2 separate regions of the Homo sapiens genome follow, and region 2 is linked to region 1. Evidence: chromatin loops called from intact Hi-C (ENCODE). Cell type or tissue: A673. All regions are shown on one strand. Links, peaks and the distances in the headings refer to the core of each region. The heading gives the core; the rest is flanking DNA. Region 1 overlaps CDADC1 (cytidine and dCMP deaminase domain containing 1). Region 2 has its middle 130 kb from the start of CYSLTR2.

What was found. Hi-C counts contacts between places; a loop is a spot of excess contacts. Peaks named below come from ENCODE experiments on the same cell type or tissue, not always from the same donor. Only the 100,000 strongest peaks of a DNase experiment are listed, where the experiment ranks them.
Region 2: a loop joins it to region 1, with 2.8 times the contacts of the local background. A loop is called at or near these places in 3 of 110 quality-filtered maps.

What each region holds. Positions count from the first base shown.
Region 1 is chr13:49,269,875-49,280,184 of GRCh38, reverse strand. CDADC1 (cytidine and dCMP deaminase domain containing 1) reads right to left here. Exons shown (of 10, transcript NM_030911.4): 6 at 5,845-5,894; 7 at 1,666-1,835. Among named protein-coding and RNA genes, the nearest start is that of CDADC1, 27 kb to the right of the region's middle. In A673, for the core only: no CTCF peak of the experiment used is centred there; no DNase peak of the experiment used is centred there.
Region 2 is chr13:48,778,471-48,788,780 of GRCh38, reverse strand. No RefSeq gene overlaps it. Among named protein-coding and RNA genes, the nearest start is that of CYSLTR2, 130 kb to the right of the region's middle. In A673, for the core only: no CTCF peak of the experiment used is centred there; a DNase peak (open chromatin) is centred at 5,250.

The DNA.
Region 1 (10,310 bases), core at 1,115-9,114:
ATGCTTTCTAAATAAGTACCTGTTTAGAATACTGGAATTAGATTTGAAACTGATACCTTAAGAGCTAATCATGTCTGATTAGACACTAACTCATCTTGTTAGACAAATGACACAGCCCTATCTGGTACCTAGTGGATAGTCAATAAATGTTTACTAAATGAATAATCAAATACTTAAGTTCTGTTTTGACTTATAGTTCCCTTACCCCTTCCCTATCATAGGATAATTTTAAAAAGAAAAGTTTCTATTTGATATATTCACACCTCTGTACAAAATGAAGCAAGTAAATCTGTAATGAAGAGGACAAGGAAAAGAATAGAGGGAATTTTGGGTGAAATTTTGCATGCTGAGGGTAGTTTAGGACTAACAACTGGGGCTGCAAGGACTGACTTCCGGGTTCTGAGGCTTACGTAGCTCTCAGCCAGCCATCTTCAATTCCTCCACCGCCAGCCTTCCACATCCATCTTCCTTGTTGAGACTGTTATTTACGTTCACCTGGACTAGGGCAACAGAATTCTATGCATCTAGTCTGTTCAAACAATACTACCTACATAATCTATAGCGTATGGCTCTGTCAATGCCATTCCATTTCCCCGCTGCCTACCAAATGGAGCATAAACTCAAAGTCCTCTCGAGTCCAGTCCCAGCCTGTCCTTGTGAGCTGTCTTTCCCTTGTGTCCACATTCCAACCTAACTGGAATATTCATGCTCCTAAACACACCACGGATTTTCCTACTTCTAGACCGTTGCTTATGCTAGAAGCAAGAATGGTCTTCCCTTCCCTTCCAATTGCCCCAGTCTAGGAATCCTTTAAAGCTCAGTTCAGATGCCAGTTCTTCCCTAAAGCCTTTCCCTTGCACTCTCCCATTTGTCCATAGCAGCTCCAGAATGTCCGCAGCACTTTACATTTGCCCCTCCCACAGAATCCACAGCACGAGGTGGATGCCGTCTCATATCCCCTATTGCATTAGAAGCTCTCCAAGGACAGGAGTCATGTCTTACACAGTTTTTTAATCCCTTAACCTTAATGGTAAAGGCTGAGAAGTGTTTGTGAAAATGATGTAAATTAACAGGTATAATCACTAACAAAAGCTCTTTTGAAGCAATTTGGTTCATTATAAATCCCTATTCTGAATACTGCAGGCCATTGTAACACAATGGTAAGTATTTGCGTATCTGAACATAAAAAAGGTAACGTGTGATGTTACAATGGCTACTTCACTCAGGAATTTTTCAGCTCTGTTATAATCTTATGGGAACACGTTGTGCATGTAGTCCATCGTTGCTCAAAATGTCTTTCTGTGGCGTGTAACTGTATTAATAAATGCGTGCTCCAGATTTAGAAAACAAAGGAGCCTTAACATCCAGAAATATGAGAGGCTGAGCAAGATCCCAAAGGATAAACTTAAAGCAGTTTCATATTGGAGAGAGGCAAGGGAAAAAAAGACATGCTCAACAAATTGGGAAGACCTGAAGAGGCGATGACCTCAGGTCAGGTCATAGCTTCAGGTCTGGCAGTGAGGACCAAGCTTTACCAAAGTTATACTTCTGAAAGGAAACTTTCTTGGAATTTGAAAAAGGAAATAAATTACAATTATAAGAAAATTAATTTCAACCAACCCTTGCTACATTTTAAAGAAAAGTACACCAAGAAGGATTTCATACCTAAATGTCAAGGCATTCTGTTCCGCATGTATGATGTATCTGAATTTCCTTATTTCTCTGTCTTTCTGCTTGTCATCCATGTGTGGGAAGTCAGCATACTCAGATCCAACAGGAAAAGCATTGTAACCACATCCTACAAAGTACATGGCACCTGTTCCATCACAACTTCTCTACGAGAGTGAGCAAACCAATGGTTAGTTTCAACATTCTGAAAAGACACTTTGCAATGTATTTTTGAAGCTTGCTATCATACTTTGTATAATGAATATTCATTCAATTTTCTACAGTAAACTGAGCTATCAAAAAATATAATACCAGATACTCCTACTGCAGTGTGATCTTGTCAAAGCTAAATTCCAAGAAGGCCAACCACCTCTCTAATCTATAATCTCAAGGAAGTCCTTGTTTTTTGCAATTAATTAAATACTATCTTACTTAACTAACAAATTATTTCACTTGATTCAGATATTACTTCCCAAATAAATTATAGATCCTGGAGAGCAGAAACCATGTTATATATTTCTTTTCCATCCCTTCAACATGTTCGAGTATTCTGTACATAGCAGGTACTCAACAAGTGATTGTTAATTTCTTATGTGCTCTGTGCCATGCTACTGGTTAGCAAGTCAAAAACTTTTAAATACTTTAAACAGAAAATTTCTGTTGGGCTAAAAATGTGCTATTGTGATTTAGTTGGAAAATAAAAAATGCATTTTCATCTTCAGTATTTATTAAGCCTCTATTATATGCATATTATTATAGAACTTCTTACTTCAATGGCTCTTATTTCTCTTTTAAAGAGAAATAGTAGTTAATATGAATGCTTTATCAATTATTAGAATGAAATATTAGTAATGTGTGTGTAATAGTTTTTTGGAATATGCTATAAAACTCATTAAATTTCAATATATTATAATTACTCATGATAATATCAACAGACTCATTACTGTAGCAGCTTCATAAAAATCATGTAATAGTGAGCCAACAAAAGCCTGCAAACAAAATATTATCTCATTAATAAATCTGTTTGAACATTTACTAAATGTCAAACATCATGCTGAGTTATTTATTTATTTATTTATTTAGAGACAGGGTCTCACTCTGTCACCCAGGTTTGACTTCCTGGGCTCAAGTCATCCTCCCATCTCAGCCTCCCAAGTAGCTGGGACCACAGGCGTATGTCACTATGCCTGGCTAATTTTTTCTTTTTTTGTAGCAACGGGGTCTCACCATGATGCCCAGGATTGTCTTGGACTCCTGGGCTCAAGGAATCCTCCCACCCCCGCCTCCCAAAGTGCTGGATTACAGGCATGAGCCACTGCACCCAGCCATACTGAGTTTTACATGGATCATTTCATTTGATCAATTCTTGAAACAACCTAAAGAGTGATACTATTAATATTACTGTTTTACAGATAAGGAAACTGAGGACAAGAGTGATTAATTGTCTAGGGTCACAAAATGAGTAAGTAACATAGCCAGAATTCAAGCCCAGATTACTTGACTCTAAGCCATGTGTCTTTCCATTTCACCGTGCTGCCTGCTGGCCTACTCTAGAGATAACTAGAAACTGACATTCTCCACAAAATCATTAACAACCAGATGTTAAGCCAAAAGTCTGCTGAGCATTCATGTACACACAAATGAGAGTTCCAACCACCAGTTAGACCTATGCTAGGTGCTGGAATACAACTGTAAACAAGACAGAGAGTCCCTACCCTCATGAGCCTTCTAGTCTGGGGAGGGTAAGAAATTGAACAGATAACTTTAACTGTGATGAATGTCACAGACAAGTTGTACAGAGTGCTGAGGAATTTCTGGCAGAGGAGCCTAGTATTCTAGTAGGAGTTAACAGTTGGGGTACAGGTAAGTAGAGTCAAGAGGTATTTTGAAGGTGGAATCCATTGTGCTAGGTGATTGTATGTGTACAGTAACAGACAAGATGGTGACCACTGATGAGGGAGGAGGTTAGCAGGGAAGATACTGGATGAGTGAACTTGAGGAGTTTGTGAAACATCAAAGCAAATTGTCAGATTACTTTCTGTGAAGTCCCTGAGGCAAAATGTAGGCTCACCTTTCAGTCAGCTATATAGTTACTAAATATCTCTTGATTCTAGCCTCCTAACCCATCCCCACATCTCCAAGTCCTCATCTCTTTTTATTAATCTCCTTATTTTCTGTCTAGCCCTACCTCATTCTATTTATAATGCAAATCTGATCAAATCATTTCCCCACTTAGAACATTCTTGGAATGCACTGTCCCATACAGTCGCCACTAGCCACATGTGGTTAGTCTAGATTGAGAGGTGCTGCAGGTGTAAAATACACATAGAATTTTGAAGATTTAATATTTTTTAAATGCAGAATATTTCATCAATAATTTTTTATTGATTACATGATTAAATATTTTCTTAAAATTAATTTATCTGTCTTCCTTTTAAAAACATGGCTCCAGCTGGTTGCAGTGGTTCACACCTGTAATCCCAGCACTTTGGGAGGCCAAGGCAGGTGGATCACGAAGTCAAGAGATTGAGACCATTCTGGACAACATGGTGAAACCCCATCTCTACTAAAAACACAAAAATTAGCTGGGTGTGGTGGCACACACCTGTAGTCCCAGCTACTGGGGAGGCTGAGACAGGAGAATTGCTTGAACCCAGGAGGCAGAGGTTGCAGTGAGCTCAGACTGCACCACTGCACTCCAGCCTGGCAACAGAGTGAGACTCTCTCTCTCTCTCTCTCTCTCTCTCTCTCTCTCTCTCTCTCTCTCTCTCTCTCTCTCTCTCTCTCTCTATATATATATATATATATATATATATATATATATATAACACCTAGAAAATTTAAAATTCAGTTTGAGCCTTGCCTTTTCTCTCTACTGGTTAGTGCTGTGCTATAGTATGTCACTGCCAGGATAAAGTCCAAAATCTTTACATGGAATATAGAGTTCTTCATGGTCCCGTCCACTTTGTTGCTTACTCTATGTGCCAAATCAAATGCGTTTTCCCATATTCTCTCTCTCACCCCAGTCTCTGTGTGTTATTCTCCTGGTCCCATTAACTTGCTCTGCCTGATGATATCCTCCTAATCTTCAAGAATTTTAACATTATTAATATTAATATTAAGAATATTCAGGGCAGGCATGGTGGCTCACACCTGTGATCCCAGCACTTTGGGAGGCAGAAGAGGGTGGACTGCTTGAGGCCAGGAGTTCAAGACCAGCCTGGTCAACATGGCAAAATCCCATCTCTACTAAAAATACAAAAATGAGCCAGGTGTGGTGGTACATGCCTATAGTCCCAGCTATTCAAGAGGCTGAGGCATGAGAATCACTTGAATCCAGGAGGCAGAGGTTGCAGTGAGCCAAGATTGCACCACTGCACTCCAGCCTGGGTGACAGAGGGGGACTCTGTCTCAAAAAAAAAAAAAAAAGAATGTTCACCAAGAATATTCATGTTATCCTCCTGGTCCTATTGACTTGCTCTGTCTGAAGAAATTATCTTATTCTTCAAGAATATTATATTAGTAACATTAATAATATTCACCAACAGTATTTACTTATTTTTCCAAGCAAAGGTTCCTCCTCTATGTTCTCATGATATCAGTTATAATTACACTTACATATCAGTTATATTTTACTTCTACATCTCCATCACTAAACTATGAGGCCATAAAATGTGATCTTTAATCCCCAGCATTCACTGTGGCACAGTGCCTAACCTGTAGAGAGTGTTTAACAAATGTTTGCTGAATGAATGCGTCTATCTAGAAAACTGTTGAGGGATGAGCAAATCTTTATAGATCTTCATAAATGCACCATTACAAAAATATTAATATTTTTTTTTTTTTGAGACGGAGTCTCGCTCTGTCACCCAGGCTGGAGTGCAGTGGCACGATCTCTGCTCACAGCAAGCTCGGCCTCCCGGGTTCACACCATTCTCCTGTCTCAGCCTCCCGAGTAGCTGGGACTACAGGCACCCGCCACCACGCCCAGCTAATTTTTGTATTTTTTTTTTTTTTAGTAGAGATGGGGTTTCATTGTGTTAGCCAGGATGGTCTCAATCTCCTGACCTTGTGATCTGCCCGCCTTGGCAGTCAGTAACCTGTAATGCACCGAAGACTGAACTATGTTTAAACAAAATCCAGGTTAAATATTTAAAGAATTGTTTTCATACTTACAGATTTCCCTTCTGCCCAAATGACTGCCCCAACTCCTGTTTTATGATCCTCTGAAAGATATATGGCATTTAACTCAGTAAAAATTATGATATGTTAGTTTTAGAAATATATTTTTCCAAAAGTAATAAAAACTTGTATTGAAACATACTTCATAAATGTAGCAGCAATCCTTGTATCTTCACTAATTACAGAAAAGTATTAAAATAAACACTTTTAAGTATGGAATATGGGAGCTAGGTACCAAATAACTAGAGAGAGTCACTACCAACTCAGTCACACATACGTATGTGGAGGCCACTAAATGGCAGTGTCCACAGTCAGGTCCCTCAAAGCTGTAGCCAGAACTAAGTGCAACTTCATTGATTCTCCATTAACAAGCCGGTTTCTAAACAACTACTTCTGATAGGTGATAAAATTTAATAAAGGTTTCAGAACTAATGGATTTTGTGTAATAACTGTTCACAACAACCAAATTTGTCTTTTCCCAGCATTATTTATACTCTAATCATGGAAAATATATCTTATGAAAATGTTCTTGCTAAGAAAAAAGTTCAAACTTCTCATACGAACATAAACAAATCTTTATGGATCTATCTATCTATTGCTAGAAAGTACATGAAGAGAATTCTGATTTAAACAAAATGTTGTCCTTTCTTTGACCTTCAGTTTACCTTGAGGGAAAAAGAATGCAAGTTAATGACATCTTGCCCATTTCTAAATCAAATAGCAGAAGTTATAAACAAACATAAGATTATAATTTCCCTGTAGAACCAAAACCTTTGCAAAAGTAAAGCTGTACTTCTTAAAACCATTAATCTGAAACAGAAAATTAAAAAACAAAATAGAAATTCTACATATTAAGGATTTACTTTTTCCTTCTATACAATGTTGAGTTTCAAATTTCTAAGACAAATTACACTAATTATGAAAACCATAGTATTTATCAAAATCTTAATAAGGGACTAAGGTAGTTAAGTGGCACATTTACACGTAGAAAATAACAATTATCTGTGAACTTACCCTAAGGCATTTTCATTTTGGGGAGGATTAACTGAAACCGTGGTTTCACCCTACAATTTCCTAAAAGTGAATCCCTCCAATGATAACATTTTTAAATACCTACTTTCCAGTAAAGGTACAAAGAAAATTTGTGCCACAATTGCATTAAAAACTAGAATGAATGTCTTATTAAGAGGTTAACTTTAAAACAGTTATGATACTCTAATAAAATTTCCCATCTCAAATTCAAGCAAACCCTGGTTTTCAAAATTATACCACAAAGCATTTGTATAATTTATGTTAAACATGTTTATTCATGATCTCATTTTTACCCTAAAGGTAAAGCAGATAAAATTTCCATTTCTAGATGCAGAAACAGGCAAAGAAATAGACTAAAACTTAGCCCTCCAGATCCAACCTGCTTGGCCTTTCCTCCACCTTGCACCGTGACATAAAGAATTCCTTGACACAGCCTGGCCAACATGGTGAAACCCCGTCTCTACTAAAAATACAAAAATTAGCCAGGTGTGGTGGTGCATGCCTGTAATCCCAGCTACCTGGGAGGCTGAGGCAGGAGAATTGCTTAAACCTGGGAGGCGGAGGTTGCAGTGAGTTGAGATCGTACCACTTCACTCCAGCCTGGGGGACAGAGCAGAACTCCATCTCAAAAAAAAAAAAAAAAAAGAAAAAGAAATCCTTGACAAAAATTTCCATTTATTGAATGCCTCTTATGTTCCAAGTACTGTGAGAACTGAGGATGCAGTGGTGAGGGAAACTGTAGTCCCTTCCTCATACGACTTACAGTTGGATGGTGAAGGAGAACAGCAACAAGGAAACAAACAGTACTTTATGTGCTGTGCTCTGAAGGAAATAAATGAGGCTGAACAGCAGAGTGCACGAGATGACTTCCTTCTACAGAGTAGAGGGAAAAGGGATTTTGGTGTAAACAAAATTGGGTTCCTTCCTAGACCTTTAGAGTTTAACATGAGTGGGCAAGAATACAAATCAATGGCTTTATGCTCATTTCTAAGGTAAGTGGCAGAAGTTATAAACATAAGATTATATTTGCCTGCAAAACCAAAATCTTTAAAGTTTTATTTAATTTATGCATAAATCTAAAATGAAAAAATAAAAAACCAGAATAAAAATTCTCCATATTAAAAGCCCCCTTTTCTACCATCAACACTGCATATTTTTAATGTTATGTTTCTTAGTCACAGAAGCCACTTTTTCTGTTTCAGCCTGGGGACAGACTAAACCTTGTTAGGAGGAAAAAAAAAATGTGATTTTTCCATCAGCATGCAGCTCTGCTGCCTAGCTAAGGTTGGTTACATCAAGAGAATATTCTTTACTACTTGTCTTTTAAAATAGGAATAAATTTTCATCCATATAAAACAGATTTGATGTCACTCAGCATCAAGGCTGGTGACAGATGAGGTAATTTCTCAAAAATCTTTTCATGTCTATAATTTTTACAGAAATTGCTCCCTATGATCTGGTCATTCACAGGGTTTTCTCTGTACAACTTTGAAGGAAAGGTCAACTTACAATCATTGAGTCAAATTCCTGGGGCTCTTTGATCACTGAAAATCAGAGGGGAACTTTTTGTTCTAGAACACAGGTGTGGTTATTTTAGCTCCCAATCCTGTGGTCATGTCAGTGTCCAAGGTGCTCCACAGTCCTCTTGCATCAAAATTACTGGATGCTTGTTTTTAAAATTTAAAAAAAAAAAAAAAGAGGCAACTCCTGGCTTCCATGGAAGTCCCCTAAATCAACCTCTCTGAGAGAGGCAGGCAAGGCTTAGGAATCTGCATTACTCCTGAGCTCCCCCTTGATTCTCAGGCATACTCATATCTGAGAACCACTGAGTTCTGTTTTAAAAGTTAACTTTCTTGATTACTCCAGCCTACTCTCATTATCAGTACTGTGGCCCAGGAGGAAGGCATAATCCTTAGCTTTGGAAAACACCTAATCTGATGAGAAAGCAAGACACGAAGAGATCACAACTCAGTACTTAAAGCAGATAGATAAGATTTTTGATGCCTTCCTCCTGCTCTTTTTTCCCCAAGAGTCTAAACACTTTTTTTTTCCACTTTTTTGCTACCTTCGGGTATTCTAGAAACATACTTTTGGAACTCCTGGCCTCAAGCAGTCCTCCTGCCTCAGTCTCCCAGTGCTGGTATTACAGGCGGGAGCCACCGCACCTGGCTAGTAACATACTTTTCATGACATCTCTATGGATCCTCTTTATTCATCATTCAAAAAGCAATTATAAGCAACTACTTTCAATTCATTTTAGAACTCTGTTGTTAGAGGTTTTGGAATTCATTTTAATCATATGTACATTTTTAAATGAAATGGTATCTTCATCTATTAATTAGGGAGAAATGAGGTCATCAAACCAAACTGAATAATGTGAAATTAAAAGCTTAATTGGAAGCGCACTGTATCATAGGGATATCCACCTTACTGAAGTACCCTCAATGTTAAATGAGATACATATATAAATCACCAAGCTCAGTGCTTGACACATAGTAGGTGTTCCATAAACTGTCATTGTTATTATTTATCATTAAGGAAGAATTACAGGTCCAGAGTCCCTGATCTGAAATCTTTTACATCCAGTTTTTTTGAAGTTTGATGCACTTATTTTGCGGCCAAATCTGACCCAAATTGAGTTATTTATAGCCCTCAATTATTCTTAGTGCAAATATTCCTACTTTTTTCACTCTGTATGTATTAATGTGATTACAGGGTACTGTCCCAGATGCCACTGGGAGTCCTATATAACAGTATATGTACCATATTACCTTTTTAAAATCTGGATTGGGCATGATGGCTCATGCCTGTAATCCCAGCACTTTGGGAGGCTGAGGCAGGAAGATTGCTTAAGCCAAGGAGTTCGAGACCAGCTTGGGCAACACAGTGAGACATATCTACAAAAAATTAAAAATTGGCTGGACATGGTGGTGGTTCACCTGTAGTACAAGCTACTCAGGAGGTCGATGTGGGAGGATTGCTTGAGGCTGAGAGGTTGAGGGCTGCAGTGAGCCATGAGTGCCACTGCACTCAGCCTGGGCAACAGAGTAAAACCCTGTCTCAAAAAAAATAAAATAAAATCGGAAAAATTCTGAATTCCTTTACATTTGGCTCCAAAAGTTTTGCATAAGGGATTGTGGACCCTTTATCTTTGGATAAAAAGATTTGTTTTATCCATTCAACGCACATTGTGTTTAGTGCTAAGGAAAAAATGATTAAGACATGGTTTCTTCCCTGGAAGAGTGCACAGTGGAGTAGAGTGAGTGACAGAGGAGTTGCACCCTATTCAGGATTTGAGTTCCATGTAAAAAAAAAATCACCAACAATTAACCTTGAAAAATCTTTTAAATTGACCATCAAATGCGTAAGCAGGGCTTTATGTACAAAATTCTGCACAATAGTGGATATACTTATAACTATACAGTAGT
Region 2 (10,310 bases), core at 1,524-9,523, 490 kb after region 1:
GCTTGAGGCAACCTGGCAGGCCGAAGAAATAAAATCAATACTTGATAGGTAAGACTGCTTGTCTGTAGAAGTCATCTACAAGAATCGATTGCATTCCAAAGCCCAAAACAGGAAGAGAAGGGCTTCTTTCTAGCCCAGAATTTCTCAACTTTGGCATCACTGACATTTGGGGCTGGATAATTCTGTATTGTAAGGTGCTCTCCTATTCATTGCAGGATATGAAGCAGTATCCCTGGCCTCAATTCACTAGATGCCAGTAGCACTTACCCCTGCCACTTATGACAACCAAAAACATTGCCAAATATCCTCAGGGCAGCATAGTTGCTCCCAGGTAAGAAGCAATCCAGTCTAATTGATGCTTCATTAAAGACAGATGAATAGCATAAAACCTGGAAATGGAAAGTCCAAAGAGCAGCATTGGGTAGTTTTCATCCAGCATCGGGCAGAATGAACTTGCAAAGTTCATCCATCTCTACTCTCAGATTACTACAGTGAGGATCAGGGCAGGAGACCCCTGAGGCATAAAGTAATGAAAGGATGTGTCTAAATCCACCCAGGCTGCATGCACCAGTGCTTGGGCTCAAACCTCAGTCTGTATCCCTCCACATCCAGTGCTCTTTCCACTAGATGAAGCCGTTGCACTGCACAACTGAAATGGCGCCCCTGGAGTTGTGCAGTGACCAGCTGCTGTGCCTAAACAAGAAAGCCCTGCCACCAGGCTGCATGATGCAACAAGAATGGAGTAACTAGAGTGTGCTTTGAGAAAGACCTCCCAGGGCATCAGGAGATGCCCTGATCCTCACTATAGTAATCTGAGAGTAGAGATGGATGCTTCAGACATCACAGACCACTGTCATTGGCTATTGTTATCCTCTTGCCTTTTTTCTTTTTTTTTTTTATTTGAGACAGAGTCTCGCTCTGTCGCCCAGGCTGGAGTGCAGTGGCGCGATGTCTGCTCACTGCAAGCTCCCCTCCCGGGTTCACGCCATTCTCCTGCCTCAGCCTCCTGAGTAGCTGGGACTGCAGGCGCCCGCCACCACGCCCGGCTAATTTTTTTGTATTTTTTTTTTTTTTTAGCAGAGTCGGGGTTTCACCGTGTTAGCCAGATGGTCTCCATCTCCTGACCTCGTGATCCGCCCGCCTCGGCCTTCCAAAGTGCTGGGATTACAGGCGTGAGCCACCGCGCCCGGCCTCCTCTTGCTCTTTTGTTATTGGCTATTGTTATCCTTGCTGCTTACTGTAGTGGACATTTACATTTATTTTGGCTGTCTAGGATCTGAAACCCCTTTCTAGGGGTGAGTTGGAGAAATTCATCTATTTGATGAAGGTATCTTTCCCTGAAGAGCTGAAAATACCAGACACCCACTTTTCCAGCCTCCCTTACAGCTAGGGACCAGGTATATGACCTAGGCTCAGCAGACCAGATGCATCTATGACTCATGAGCATCACAGGGAACTCTCTTTGGGGACAGAGCAGCAGTAGTATTTTCAGAAAAATCAAGTTTTTCAGGCAGCAGTGGCATGACGAGTGACAGCATGTCATAGAGAGGGACAGCAGTGTGGAGGGTACAAGTGCCAGCATCTAGTGCTCAGCAGTGTTGCCCATGTGAACTCACAGGGCCCCCTCTGAAGTGTGATTTGGGGTATTGTTCTTGCCTGAGTAGTCCTGAACGTTGTTTTCCAGCCCTCATGATAAGTTGGAGAGTTGCCAAATAACTTTTTTTCTTTTTTCATTTTTTTTTAGTAGTAGAGGCGGGGTTTCACCGTGTTAGTCAGGATGGTCTCAATCTCCTGACCTCGTGATCCGCCCTCCTCGGCCTCCCAAAGTGTTGGGATTACAGGCGTGAGCCACCATGCCCGGCCGCCAAATAACTTTTTAATAAACTATTTCTTTGCTCCAATTAGCTAGAGTTGGATTATGTTGCTTGCAATCAAGAACTCTGAATGGTATGAAAATCAGCGCTAGGAATGGGAGGCTTGTTTCCCATGGTCTGGACACTTACAAAGAGAAACTAACAAGTTCCAATTCCTGATCTTCAGTCCATGCTTTAAGCCAGTAATTTAGAACCGAAAAAAATAAAAAAAATAAAAACAAAAAGAATAAACCAACAAACCAAATCAATGAACAAACAAAAGCCCTCAAAATTTGACACCAAAGGGTTTTTGAATTATAACATGAGTTGAAGTCACAGTTTTGCCAGGTTTCTTGTATGAGAATTCAGGCATTGTTTGGGAAAGACTGGAACCCTGAAATCTGGAATGAAGGAATGTTGGAGCACACTGTAAAAAAGTGAATATGTTCCCCCATATTTAGAGTACACTCCACAGCAAAACCCCACTGGCACTCTCTTGTCAGTGGAAGCAGGCTGTCTTTACAGTCTTATGAGGCTATGGTTATTTTGCTTGAAACTTTAAAATGACCTTATCTAAGCTAATTACCTGGAAAGGGTTGACCAATTCTCCTCAAACCCCATCTTCCCTCCTTCTCATTATTTTTACACTTCAAACCAGGGTCAGAACCCAGCGTGACCGGGAATCCAATTACAAAGTCAAACCCAGAAGGAAAAGACTTCATAACTAAACAATTGCAAAAGGTTACCAGTTTATATCAGCAAATATTTTGAATACTTGTGGAAATAGATGTGGAGGTACTAAACCAAAGAGTAAAGAATATAACTTTAGATCAAGCTGCATTGATCCATGCATTTCATTTGGCAGAAACACTGGGTTCAATCTACCGGTTAAACAACAAACACACAGCCACAAAAAGCCAGACAGAGGAAAGGGGAGAGAGAGAGAGAGAGAGAGAGAGAGAGAGAGAGAGAGAGAGAGAGAGAATCTTCCTTTTCTTATAAGGCCACAGTTCTGCAACATTAGGACTCTATTTTTAGGACCTCACTTAACCTTAATAATCTGCTAAAGACTCTATCTCCAAATAAAATCACACTGGGGGTTAGGGCTTTAACATATGAATTTTGGGGGAACACAATTCAATCCATAGTATTTGGTAAAATTAACAACATAAATTCCATCATTATGGACCTGAAAAGATATACAGTCAGCCCTCTATATCTGTGGATTCTGTATCCATGGATTCAACTGGCCACAAATAAAAAATATTTGAGAAAAAATTGCATCTGTACCAAACATGTACAGATGTTTTTTCTTGTCATTATTCTCTAAACAATACAGTATGACAACTATTTACATGGCACTTATATTGTATTAGGTATCATAAGTAATCTAGAGATGATTTAAAGTATATGGGAGGATGTGTATATGTTGTATGCAAATACTATGCCATTTGCCTATATCAGGGACTTGAACATTCATGGATTTTGGTATCTGTGGGAGGTTCTGGAACCAATCCCTCACAGATACCAAGGGATGACTGTACTTTCACATACCTTTTTGACATTTTGGCCAGTATTAAAAATGAACAGGCTTTGGATAATGACAGAAAGTTATTGTAACCTCAATCAGGGAGTGATTCCAATTGCAATTACTCTTGTAGATATGGTCTCTTTACTGAGACATGTATAGACATCTCATGGCATGTGGTGGTATGTAGCTATTGATCTCTACCCCCAAAAGCAGAAAACACCAGAGGTAATCTGCTTTTACTTAGTGGGAAGACAGCATACCTTCACGGTATTGCCTCTGGGTTACATCAATTTTCTGACCTTGTGCCACAAGTTAGTTTGCAGGGAACTTGATTATCTCATCATCTCATAGAAAAGCATGGTGTCCCATGACATAGATGAGATAGACGTCGGGGGAGCAAAAAGTTGCTGTAACCCAATATGTGTTGCTATGTTGGAGGATGCCAGCTGTTAGGAGATAAAACCTATAAAACATTAGGCTTGATACCTCAGAGAAGTTTTTTGAGGCTAAGTAGTCTGAGGCACATTGGGATAACCTTCAAAGTCAAAGACTAGTTGCTACATCTTGTAACTACTACCAATGGGACAAAAGAAACTACTTGGTGAAAATGTTTGAATTTTATAGTAAACATATACCATGTTTGGGTATTCTGCTTCTACCTATTACTAGTTGAAAGATAAGCACTTTGAGTGGAACCTGGAACAAGAGAATTGTCACTGGTCAAGGATGTAATGGCAGAGTAACAGTGCCCAAAGTATTTGTGACAGATTATGATGTCCATTGAGGCCTGTAGAAAGTTGCAGTGGTGTTTTTACAGGGGATTCCCCTAAGGTTTTGAAGCAAGTAAAGGAGCAATTCACCTTTGAAAAATATCTCTTGGCTTGCTAGTAGGCCCTCTTAGAGACTGACGGTGGGACCCCCAAGTAAGCATCCGGACTGAGTTTTTGGGGTAATTATGCATTATCTGCTCATTCTAGCTGTGAAACAAAGAACAGGAAGCTGACCTAACTTGTGCATGTCATCAGCCCCTTTTTCAGCCATCCTAAATTTTGTTCAGTGGGCTCATAAACATAGTGGTTGGGGGTGGGGGTGCACTCCCATATTCCAGTAAGGATAAAGGGAAGCCATTCCTCATCCTATCTCATAGGTGACCTCATGGAAGTCTGCCAGCTAACTTGAGCTGCAGTCTCAGGTTGAGAGATGCTCCCAAATAATATTTGTGAAATAATCTTGGGTGAGTACTAACCCTGTTGGCCAGAACCAAGGGGCGAGTGGGAAGTGTGCTATCATCATGGGTGTAAAAGCTGGATGCCCCACTTCATGGGTGGACCAGGAGGGCATGGCCTGACAGCTGCAGTTTCTGTCTTTATGGGGAAGGCTTATGGCCTGGGGCAATTTTGAGTTCTGAGTGCAGGCTGCCTGGAACCCAGCTAGCTGCTGTAAGCAGAACACTGTGTGTGAAACCTGCCTTGCCAAGTGCATGGGAGCTGAGTGGGGCTTACTGTACCCTGCTACCCCTTGCTCCTTTTGTGGATATTTTTTGTGGAACAGAGGCAGCTGCGCTCCTCCCTGGAACATTACCCTAGCGGCTAGAGAACTGCTACCTGACCCCCTTTGGGGCTGCAGCTTGTGCCTGTACGTGGAGAGCCAGAATGTTGACTTATCTAACCCAGCCTCAAGCCATCTTTGCCCCTCCACCCCTCCCCGCAGCCCCCCAATAATGTAACCCCATGGACAGGCACATTTGGGAGCTCCATGGCCCCACCCCTTGCCTGAGACACCAGAGTACCTTCACTGGCTAACATAAAACAAACACAAATTCCACCACTACCACTGCAGATGGTGCTCTTTCGCAAACACTACTTCCTGGCTGGAGGCCAACGGGTACAGCCCATTACAACATCTGCAGGCACAATAACATAGCACTCAGGAAGGAGAAAACTTTTGCGTAAATTCAGCTATCGTCATTGCCTGCATCACCCTGGCTAACCAGGAGGTCTTGAGTTGGTTCACGTGTCCAGCACATTACTATTGCAGCTGGCATTTGAGAAAGCTAACACACCAAAGCTATTTATAACCAAGGAAATATCAGAGTCTGCGTCACTCACCTATCACTCTCATCAGCTGCTGCTGGTACCCACCGCTGGAAGACTAGAGGACAGGTCACATCACTAGATCCCTTGCAAACATTCTCCAGCACCAGCATGGAGTCTGGCAGCTCCAGTGGGTAACTAGATCCAGAAAAGCAGCAGGATTCACAGTAGTCTGGCCCTGAGGGACTGCCATTCCTAGGGGAAGGGGGAGGGTACCACATTAAGGGAGCACCATGTGGGACAAAATAAACCAAAGTACAGGCCTTGAGTCCCTGAACTTTCCACTCATGGGAAGTTTCTTTCAGCAGAGACACAGGTACAGTGTTGGGATCGGTGAGGAAAGTGTGTAGCTTTAACCCAACAGTCAGGCAGCCCTGGTGCTTGTAAAGGGTATTGGAGAAGAGGACTTCTCCCTCTCACCCACCACTGCAGACAAAGCTCTGACTTCTCCCATGGGAGTTCTGCCTGGGTGCATCTGTAGACAGCCTTTCTGGAACACTGCATCCCCACAGGATGGGTGCCCTCCAGGTTCAGGCTTGCATAAGAGGTAAAGTCACAACCCCTCTCTACGCAGAACATCAGAATTCTTGGAGAGGAAAAGAGGTGACTGTCCAATCAAAATAGCCAGGACGCTGTGTCAGGAGTGTGACTGGGAAGCAGATTGTTTTCCTGCTAGCCTGGAGGGAGAACTGTGGTAGCTTCCTCCCTTCCCTCAGAAAAGACCTTAGTGCATTTCACTGAGAGCTCCCCCAACCACCTCTGTCAAGGCTGGGACCTCTGCCAACCACTGGAGTATTGCATTTACCTATTTACTTTAGCCACAGCTAGTTTTTACCCATGGGCACTTTCTACTGTCCCGAAGCCTGAATTGTTCAACCCAGTTAATAAAAGACAGAGGGAAAAAAATTTTTTAAGTGCACACCACTGGGGTATGAAATAAGCTTCTTGAGATTTCTGCCTTTCCAACCTCACAGGAGATGTGAAACTGCTCACACACCCAGCACATCACTGCTGCGACCAGCATGTGAGAAAGCTGTCACATAAAGATTTTTTTTTTTTTTTGGAAACAGAGTCTCACTCTGTCACCCAGGCTGGAGTGCAGTGGCATAATCTCAGCTCACTGCAACCTCTGCCTTCTGGATTCAAGTGATTCTCCTGCCTCAGCCTTCCAAGTAGCTGGGATTACAGGTATGTGCTACCATGCTCAGCTAACATGGTGTTTCACCATGTTAGCCAGGCTCGTCTTGAACTTCTGACCTCAGGTGACCCACCTGCCTTGGTCTCCCAAAGTGTTGGGATTACAGGTATGAGCCAAGATTCTTTATAACCAAGGAACTCATCCAGAGTCTTCATCACTGAAAGCACTCAGAGCTGAAGCTAGGTGACAATAAACTATAAACATTAAAGTCACATCTTCAAGGGGGCAAAAAAGAAATTAAAGTCTAATAAAAAAATTTAAAAAATTAGAAGAAAGAGTCCACCAAATGAGAAAGAGCCAGAAAAATAATTCTGGAACTATGAAAAAATGAGATTCTATAAAACCTCCAAAAGATCACACTAACTCTCCAGCGGTGGATCCAAAACAAGATGAAATGCTTGAAATACTAGATAAAACATTCAAAAGATTATTAAGTTACTCAAGCAGATACAAGAGAAAGGTGAAAACTAATATAAAGAAATTTAAAAAAGATTCAGGATATAAATGAAAATTTTTCTAAAAAGATAGATATTTTAAAGAAAAACCAATCAGAACATCTGGAAATGAAATATACATTTAGGGAACTACAAAATGCAGTGGAAAGTTTTTAACAATAGACTAGACCAAATAGAAGAAAGAATTTCAGAGCTTAAAGACAAGGCTTTTGATTTAACTCAATCAGACAAAAATAAAGAAAAAGAATGAAAAAAAATCCAAGAAATATGGGATTATATAAAACAGCCAAATCTAATAATTATAAGTGTTCTTTGTTCTTTGGTACAAAGTAAATAGCTACTGTTTAAACAAATTTGGATTTATTTAAACAGTTTGGAAAAGCAAACAGTTTGGGAAACCTATTTGAGGGAATAACAGAGGAAAATTTCCTGGCCCTGCTAGAGATTTAGACATTCAAATATAAGAAGCTCAAAGAACTCCTGGGATTCCTTGCAAAAAGGACATCATCAAGGCGTATAGTCATCAGGCTACCTAAAGTCAACATAAAGGAAATAATTCTAAGAGGAGTTAGACAAAAACATCAGGTAACCTGTAAAGGAAAACCTATCAGACTAACAGCAGGCTTCTCAGCAGAAATCTTATAAGCCCGAAGGGATTGGGGTTCTATCTTTAGTCTCCTTAAACAGAATTACTTTCAGCCAAGAATTTTGTATCCAGCAAAACTAAGTTTCAGAAATGAAGGAGAAATAAAGTCTTTCTCAGACAAGCAAATGCTGAGGGAATTTATCAATAGTGGACCAGCCCTATAAGAAATGCTAAAAGGACCTCTAAATCTTGAAACAAAAAGTTAATACAAACCAGAATAGAAACTCCTGAAAGCATAAAATTCATATGTATTATAAAAAATAACACAATGAAGATAACAAATTCACTAGGTAACAATCAACATAATGACTGGAACAGTACCTCACATCTCAATACTAATGTTGACTGTAAATGGTTTAAATGTTCCACTTAAAAGGTGCAGATTGGCAGAATGGATAAAAAAAAATCACAAACTAAATAGCTACTGTTTAAATAAATTTGGATTTTTTTTTCCATATCTGCCATTGTTTCTCCGTCACCCCATCCATGGTCTTACTGAATGTCTTTTTGTCCATCATGATATCCCATACAACCTTGATTTGGAGCAAGGAACTCATTTTACCACAAAAGAAAGAAGATTAAGTGGTTGAATTCCATGTGGTTTTGTTTTACTTATTTTTACCATGTATCTAATTGCTTAGAAGTAGCCAGATTTAGAGAAAGGCAGAAAGATCTATTGAAGACTCAGTTATTTTGGCAGCAGGGAAGCAACATTTTGCAAGGATGTAGTACTTTCTTACAGGATGCAATATATGTTCTGGCCATTTATCCCAGGCAGAAATAAATATGGAACAATATGTGTGTTCATAAATCTCACTACTATGCCCGCTGACCAACTAACAGATTTTTTGCTTCTTGTCCCAACAAGTCTGGGCTTTTCTGGTTTAGAAGTATTGACCTCCAAAGCAGGAATGCTTACACAGAATAACACAATAGCTCCTTTGAACTGAAAACTGAGATTGCCACATGGTCATTGCAGGTGTCTCATATCACTGGAAGAGTAAGTAAAAAAGGAGGATTAATATGTTAGCTGGGGTGATTGATCCTGACTATAAAGAGGAAATCGGTTGCTACTACACAATGGGGCAAGGATCAATATTACTAGGATGCATCAACCCAATGAACGTCTCTTAGAACTGCCAAGTTCAATGGTAAAAGGTAAAGAAAGAGTTTATCAATGCCATATATACAGGACCACCAAGGAATCAGATCTTTCAGGAAAGCAGGTTTGCATAACACCATGGCAAAGAGAAGGTGGAGTGGATAGTAGAGAAAAGCCATAAATACCTATTATACTTTGGGACAAATTGTACAAAAAAAGGGCAACAACCTCTGATTATGTTTTCTTATAGTGTCATGTTTATATTTTAATAATTTTTCCTCTTTTCTTTTTCTCCCATTGTCATACACAGAATGAGTTAATGGTAGTTTCAAGTTTAACATAGAATGTTATAGAAATTGTAGAACGTGAAAACAAGAAGACATACAAATGGATAATAAATATAGGAAAAAATGCTAAACATCACTAATCATTAGGAAAATGCAAATTAAAAGCACAGTGAGATATAATTTCACATTTGTTGGAATGGCTATTATAAAAAAGATGAAAGATGTTATCTTTTTATGAAAAACTTACTTTTATTGACTTGCTAAGTGTTGGTGAGGATGTGGAGAAAAGGGAACACTTGTATGCTGTTGGTAGGAATGTACATTATAACAGCCCCTGTGGAAATCTGTATGGAGGGTCCTCAAAAAACTAAAAGTAGAATTTTATATGATTTGGCCATCCCACTTCTGGGTATTCACCCCAAAGATTTGAAATCAGTTTCTTGAAGAGAGGTCTGCACTCCAATGTTTATTGCAGCACTGTTCACAATAGCCAAGACATGGAATCAATCTATGAGTCCATGAACAGATGAATGAGTAAAGAAAATGTGGCATGTGTACACAATGGAATACTATTCAGTGTTTTAAAAAAGAAATATATTTTGTGATTTGTAACAACATGTGGCAACATAGATTGGAGAACATTATGCTAAGTGAAATAAGCCAGGCACAGAAAGACAAATGCCACATGTTATCACTTCTATGTGGAATCTAAAATAGTCAAACTCAAATAAGCCAAAGAGTAGAGTGATGATTACAGAGGGAAGGGCGGGGGTGGTGGTGGTGGGAGAATGAGATGAGAGCCAAAGGATACAAAGCCTCATTTAGACAGGAGGAATAAGGTTTTTCTTTGAGCTCTATTGCATAGCATGGTGACCATCGTAAATAATAAATATATGGTGCATTTCAAAATCACTCAGAGTAAATGCCCGATGGTCTCACCACAAAAATGACAAGTATTTGAGGTAATGAATGTGTCAATTAGCTTGGTTTAACTATTACACATTGTATTCATAAATCATATCACTTTGCATCTCATAAATATATGCAACTATAATTTGTCAGTTTATAATTTTATGTTTTTGTTTTTTAGTTCATAATTTTAAAAATTAAAAAAAAGAGTATTAATACTCTTATAGGAAGAGAAA